Linked DNA regions of Mus musculus: region 1 is linked to region 2. Evidence: chromatin loops called from intact Hi-C (ENCODE). Cell type or tissue: left cerebral cortex. All regions are shown on one strand. Each heading gives the region's core, and the rest is flanking DNA. Links, peaks and the distances in the headings are about the cores only.

What was found. A loop is a pair of places that touch in the nucleus more often than their neighbours do. Peaks named below come from ENCODE experiments on the same cell type or tissue, not always from the same donor. Only the 100,000 strongest peaks of a DNase experiment are listed, where the experiment ranks them.
Region 1: it touches region 2 in a loop (8-fold over the local background); 21 of 42 quality-filtered maps call a loop at or near these places.

What each region holds. Positions count from the first base shown.
Region 1 is chr1:7,009,225-7,012,138 of GRCm38, reverse strand. No RefSeq gene overlaps it. Among named protein-coding and RNA genes, the nearest start is that of Pcmtd1, 78 kb to the left of the region's middle. In left cerebral cortex, for the core only: a CTCF peak has its summit at 1,785 (motif pointing left); a DNase peak (open chromatin) is centred at 1,780.
Region 2 is chr1:7,209,656-7,212,569 of GRCm38, reverse strand. No RefSeq gene overlaps it. Among named protein-coding and RNA genes, the nearest start is that of Gm23274, 55 kb to the left of the region's middle. In left cerebral cortex, for the core only: no CTCF peak of the experiment used is centred there; no DNase peak of the experiment used is centred there.

The DNA.
Region 1 (2,914 bases), core at 255-2,754, 200 kb after region 2:
TAAATTTAGACCAATCAAAGAATTTTACTTTCTCTAGCTATAATTATAAGATAAAAAAGCATTTTGTCATTTGCTAAACACAATAATCACGATTACAGAGAATTTTCTAGGAAAAAACCATCAGTTTATTTGCCTTAGAACCAAGAGGTTGCAGACTACTTTTCTTTAAAAACAGTTTTTCCAACAGTGGCTCCCCTGCTGTGCTTAATTCTTGGCTAAAGTGTGGGCCACTCTTGGGCTTTGCTGAACCAGCAGATAAAGTCTTAGCCATTTTTATTTTCCAACATGAAACACAGAACATTCAGTCATTCAGACAATGAAACAAAACACACATGAATTGACACATGAACGGATTGGTGCACCAGACATTAGACAACACAAAGAGGGCAGAGAACTTCTGCTGTAGGGGCCAGAGAGAATAACACAGGGCGTTCCCCAATTTCTCTCTGTCTCTGGGAGAGTTTCAAAATCCATTTTCTACTATTTTATTTAATTTTACTATTTTAAACCCTATTCCTCTCACCTGAAGCAGCTCTTGAAAGCTGCAGACAACCACCTGTTTGGGAGTTTCTAGTTCCAGATTTCGCTGTCAAACCTAAGTGGAACCAGCGCTGGGTCAGCACTGTTCCAACTTAGTCCATATCCTATCGCACCTCCAGCAACACTTTAAAAAATGACGTTTAAAACCAGTGCTAGTATAAATACCTGTTGCTCACTGTGCCCGATATGATCTTCTTATTCTTTCCTTCTTGTGGAGCTCCACACAAGACAGCGATCCCTCAGTGTTTTCCTGCTGTTTCCAGGTCCCTGTTTCTGGCACCAATCTGTAGTAAGCCAGCCCGCAGCCGGGTATTTCTGGACGGTAGGCTGGCATTGAAAGAGACTTAGACTGCAAGAAAAGAATGATGAAGCCAAGACAAATTTTCTCTGATCAAGGCCTACGAGTTTACTAAGAGACTGTGCTTAGAAGGGGGGGAAGGCCCATCTCCCCCACCCCCCACCAGTCCATTCTTGGTGCTTTGAGCCAGCCTGTAGGTGACATGCAGGATAGGATGTGTCTCTGGAATGTCTCAAGGGTCTCTCTGCAGGTAGCAGAGTCTTGGAGAAGAGCAGTGATAGTTGACGTAACAATATAGCCATCTAAGTCAGAAGGCTACACCCCAGGTGATCTCATATTCAGTGGCAGCAAAGTCTGAATCAGCCCGCTTCAAGGCTGGGGTAGGCTACATATAGGTGGTTTATGATCCTCAAGAAGCCTCCGATTCCATCTTTACCTAAATTCAAGGGCTTGCTGAGTATTCTTAAAGATTTGGAAATGATGACTGTCAGGTTCCAAAAGAAAGTTGGAACAAATGGCTATTACCATACCAGAGTGGATGCTGGCATCTGGGTTTACTCAGTAGCAGTGGCTCCTCTCTGCACTTTCCACTCCCAGTCTACCCTAAACTCCCCCAGCCCAGGGGTTTCTCTTCCTTTACTCCAGCTTTTGATCCTATAAAACCCTGCTGGTTTTGGCCATGCTCTTCCACATGTTTCTTCTTTTTCCTTTGGCTCCTCTCCTTGTTCCTTTGTCTGCTCTTGGTTCTCTTAGTCCTCACCTCCTGGCTTTTGGTGTCTTCTCTTGCTCTCTCACCCCCACCCCCACCCATTTCCGGATTCCTCTGCCTCTATTCTCCCTCATATGTCCAATACAAACCTTCTCAACCATATCTTGAAGTGTGCAACTCCTCTTTTTATTCAACAACATTATATGAAGCAAGAGACCCACTGCCATCTTGTGGCATGCACTGCAAATTCAGGGATAGTAGTGAAGGAAATAAAGTCTTGTTGGTTTGCAAATAGGGTGACAGAGTCCAGGATCCTTGAAAATTCACCCTGGAGCTGAGGAATACCTTGAGCTCCTGATTCTCCTGTTTTCACAGCCCAACTGGACAGGTTCTTTCTTTCTTTCCTTCTTTCTCTCTCTCTCTCTCTCTCTCTCTCTCTCTTTCTTTCTTTCTTTCTTTCTTTCTTTTTTTCTTTTTCCCCTTTTTTGTTTTGTTTTTTGAGACAGGGTTTCTCTGTGTAGCCCTGACTGTCCTGGATCTCACTTTGTAGACCAGTCTGGCCTCGATCTCAGAAATCCACCTGCCTCTGCCTCCTGAGTGATATGGGTTTTTTTCTATGTGTGTGTTTAGTTTATGGTTGTTGTTGTTACTATTATTAATAATAATTATTATTTTAGTTCTTTATTTTCTAAAAATTAAGTAGAAATTTAATTTATGCACAGGTTGTGGGATAATGCTTTTATTTTGTTTAAACATTCTTTCATTTTTATTTATTTTGTGTGTGTTTGCAGGTAGAGGAGCTCTGGGGATAGCTTCAATGCCTCTGGTGCCACACACTTATTTTGAGACAGATTTTTCTCACTGGCTTAGAACTCACCAATGAGGCTAGGCTGGCTGGTTAGTGAGTCTGGGGACCTACCTGTCTCTACCTTTTCAGAGCTGGGATTGCAAGCACTGGGGGCCATGCCAAGCTTCTATTGTTATTAGCACATCTAGCTTTAAAAAATGGGTTTTTACATCAAACTCAAATTCTTGTACTTTCAAAAAAAAAAAACAAAACACTTTACTGACTGAGCTATCTCAATGAGTTTCAAAGTGGCCCTGTTTATGGGAAATTATTTAAGCAGATAAATGAAAACAACTTTCTTTCTTAAAAAAAAGTTAAGTGTTTAGTTGCATATACATATGTATGTGTAGTACATGTATGTGTAATGTCCATACAGGCCAGAAGAGAGCATCCGATGCCCTGGAACTGCAACTACAGATGGTTGTGAGCTGCCACATGGGTGCTGCGAGTTGAACCCAGGTCCTTTGCAAGAGAGACAAATGCTCTTAACCATGGAACCTCCACAGAACAAATGCACTGA
Region 2 (2,914 bases), core at 228-2,727:
GGTGTACTATTTGGAAGCCTGGAATGGAGAAGGATATGGGGAGTCTATAGGAGTGACTTCAGGTGAGATTCCTACCAGAAAGGAATATAGAGACTGAAATTGCCATATCCTGTAGCCAGAAGGGACTTTCAAGAGGAGGAAAGTGAACATCAATCCACCCAAAAAACCTTCAACCCAAAATTTGTCTTGCCTACTATATGTGCACGGATAAAGATGGACCAGAGACTAAGGAAACAGCCAAACAATGACGGTCCCAACCTGATACCCAACCCATGTAAGAGAGACAACCCTAGACAATATTAAGGATACTCTGCTATGCTTGCAGACAGAAGCCTAGCATAACTGTATCTTGAGAGGCTTCATCCAGCAGCAAATGGAGGCAGATGCAGAGACCCACAGCCAAACATCAGGCAGAATCCAAAGAGTCTTGTGGAAGACTGAGGAATAGAAGTGAGCAAGCCAGTGGGGTGAAAGACACCATAAGAATACTCACATAGTCAACTAACCTGGGACCATCAAAGCTCACAAATCCTGGGCCACCAAGTAAGGAGCATGCAGTAGCTGTTCCTAGATCCCCTATACATTTGTAACAAATGCACAGTTTGGTCTTCATGTGGATTACCTGACAAGTGGATTGGGGCTATCTTTGTCTCTGTTCCCTGCAATTGAATTCTTTTCCCCCTACTTGGACTGTCTGGTTGGGCCTCAGTGGAAGAGGGTGTGCCTATTCCTGATGGGACTAGATGTCCTAGGATGAGATGATACTCAAGGGGGTCTCCCCATCTCTGAGGGGGAAGGGGTGGTGGAGAGAGGGATTTGTAAGGGTGGGACTGGGAAGAGATGAGGGAGGGGCTGTGATTGTAAAAGCAATCAATCAATAAGATGGGTACAATAAATAAATAAAATAGAAAAGATACAAGGAATAACCCTGTGTTAGGATGAGGTGTTTAACTAGACATGTTAATTAATTAAACCAAATGGCTTTTTGTTGCTGGACTTTAATACTTTAATATCTGGACATCAGTAATCAGCATCAGGAGGAGTGATTGGCCAAATAAGGGAATAGACCTTGGGGACTAGCTTCAGGAATGTAGTCTAATAGTTTTCAGTAAGGCAGAGGGAACTGAAATGGCTAAGAAAGTATAGTCTGTGAGGGTAGACTAGAATGTAGATTCTGAGAAAAGAGCTGGGGCTGATACTGGAATTTTGGAGTAGTCTGTGGCTGATGTGTAATCTGTGAAGACAGATAAACTAGAGACACAGGTAAAGTGAAGGAGTTTAGAAAAATGTTTCTTGAATGTACATTTGAAACTGTTGGTCTTCGTAGTTCGGAAGAGGAGTCCCAAGACTATGGGAATGAGGAAAGGACTAGAGAAATGCCTAGAGATCCCAGGCAAGGGGAGGGGGGAAGGGAGGGCAGATCCAACCATTAGGAATAATCTATGCAAGAAAACTTAAACTGTTAGTTGGAAGGAATATTTATCTAGAATGTTTTTGAGAGTTCTTGAGGGGAGTCAGAAGAATGGACATTGGCTATGCAGAGTTAATTGGGGGAACAACTGTTATATCTGCTTGTGTTGGAGAGAATTCAATCTGAGAAGTTTTTGGTACATCAGAATAGTCTTTTGGGAGGTATTTATGTGGGTTCTGAGATTGAGATTCTTTTAGGAATATGGATGATTAAGGAGACTCTAGGCAAACTGTGAGAGGGATGGATGATCTATCACAGGGTTTCTGGGATTGTAAAGGTTGAAGACAACTTGGCTTTGGTTCCCAAAGATGGACTGTGGTTGTCAATGTGACAAGTTATCCATAGTGGAGCATTGACAACTGGGGTATCAGCAGCAAGAGTGATAGTTAGTAATGGAGAGCTTTGAAAAGAGGTGCAAGGAAGCACTAGAAGGCAGTGAAGGAAGGAGTGAGTAAGTAGAGTTTGTTGGATGACCTTCATTCAAGTCAGGGTTTGGCCATGAGAGTGTGTCAGAGAGGACATGGCTTGGGTTTGAAAGACCCCCATTTCTGGGGAGACTCTTGCTCAAGTCCCGCGATGAGCCAATGCCCCAATAACTTGAGAGAAACCGTTCTTGATGCAATATCACATGAGGTTTAATTGGGTATCAGCATGCTGAGGCTGAGCGTAACCCACACAGGGGCAGAGGAGATCGACCCCCATCAGTTGCAGTCGAGGGTTTTTAACGACTAAATGATAAAGTGAGAGAAGGATAGGATCACAAAGAATGGGGAAGCTGGGTAAACATCATAAAAATGGGGATGGTGAGGTACAGCTCATCTCTCACGCTGAAGGCAAAAGGACAAAGAACTCCATGCTGGGCTTCATTTCTAGGGGTCTAAGAAACACATTGCATTGGGGTCTTACAGGTTTAGCTATGTTTTGTAATTGGGAGTGTAGGACTTATTCAGCCTTTGTTGTCTAAGGACATCTGGATAATTAATGAATTCAGGGGAGTCATTTGGTGGTGGATGTTTGGCAATCATTTAGCCAAGGAAAAGTAGTCGTGTAGGCAGAGAGATGAGACTTGTGGGGAATGAGTGACCTTGAGGGAATGGGAGCCAGAGGGTGTGGAGAGGATCTTGTATTGGAGGAGAGTTGGTTATGTTCTTATCTGGGTTATCTGGCTAAGGTATTCTGGAGCAAAGGAAAAAGTGAAGTGTAAAATTGGGGTGGTGGTTTGGTGGACTGTAGCATCGGCATGATTATTGTCTTTACTGATAATGGAGTCTAGCATCACTGACAGGAAGGGGCTGCCATCCATATGAAAAGTGTAAGCAGATGAAGCTAAAGGATTCTCTTGTGTATGAGAGGGTTGGGGTTGGAAGTCTTTGATAATTTTTCAACACGAGTGTAGAGGATCTGGGGAACACTAAGGCAAAAAAAGTAAGTGTAGAGGGCAAA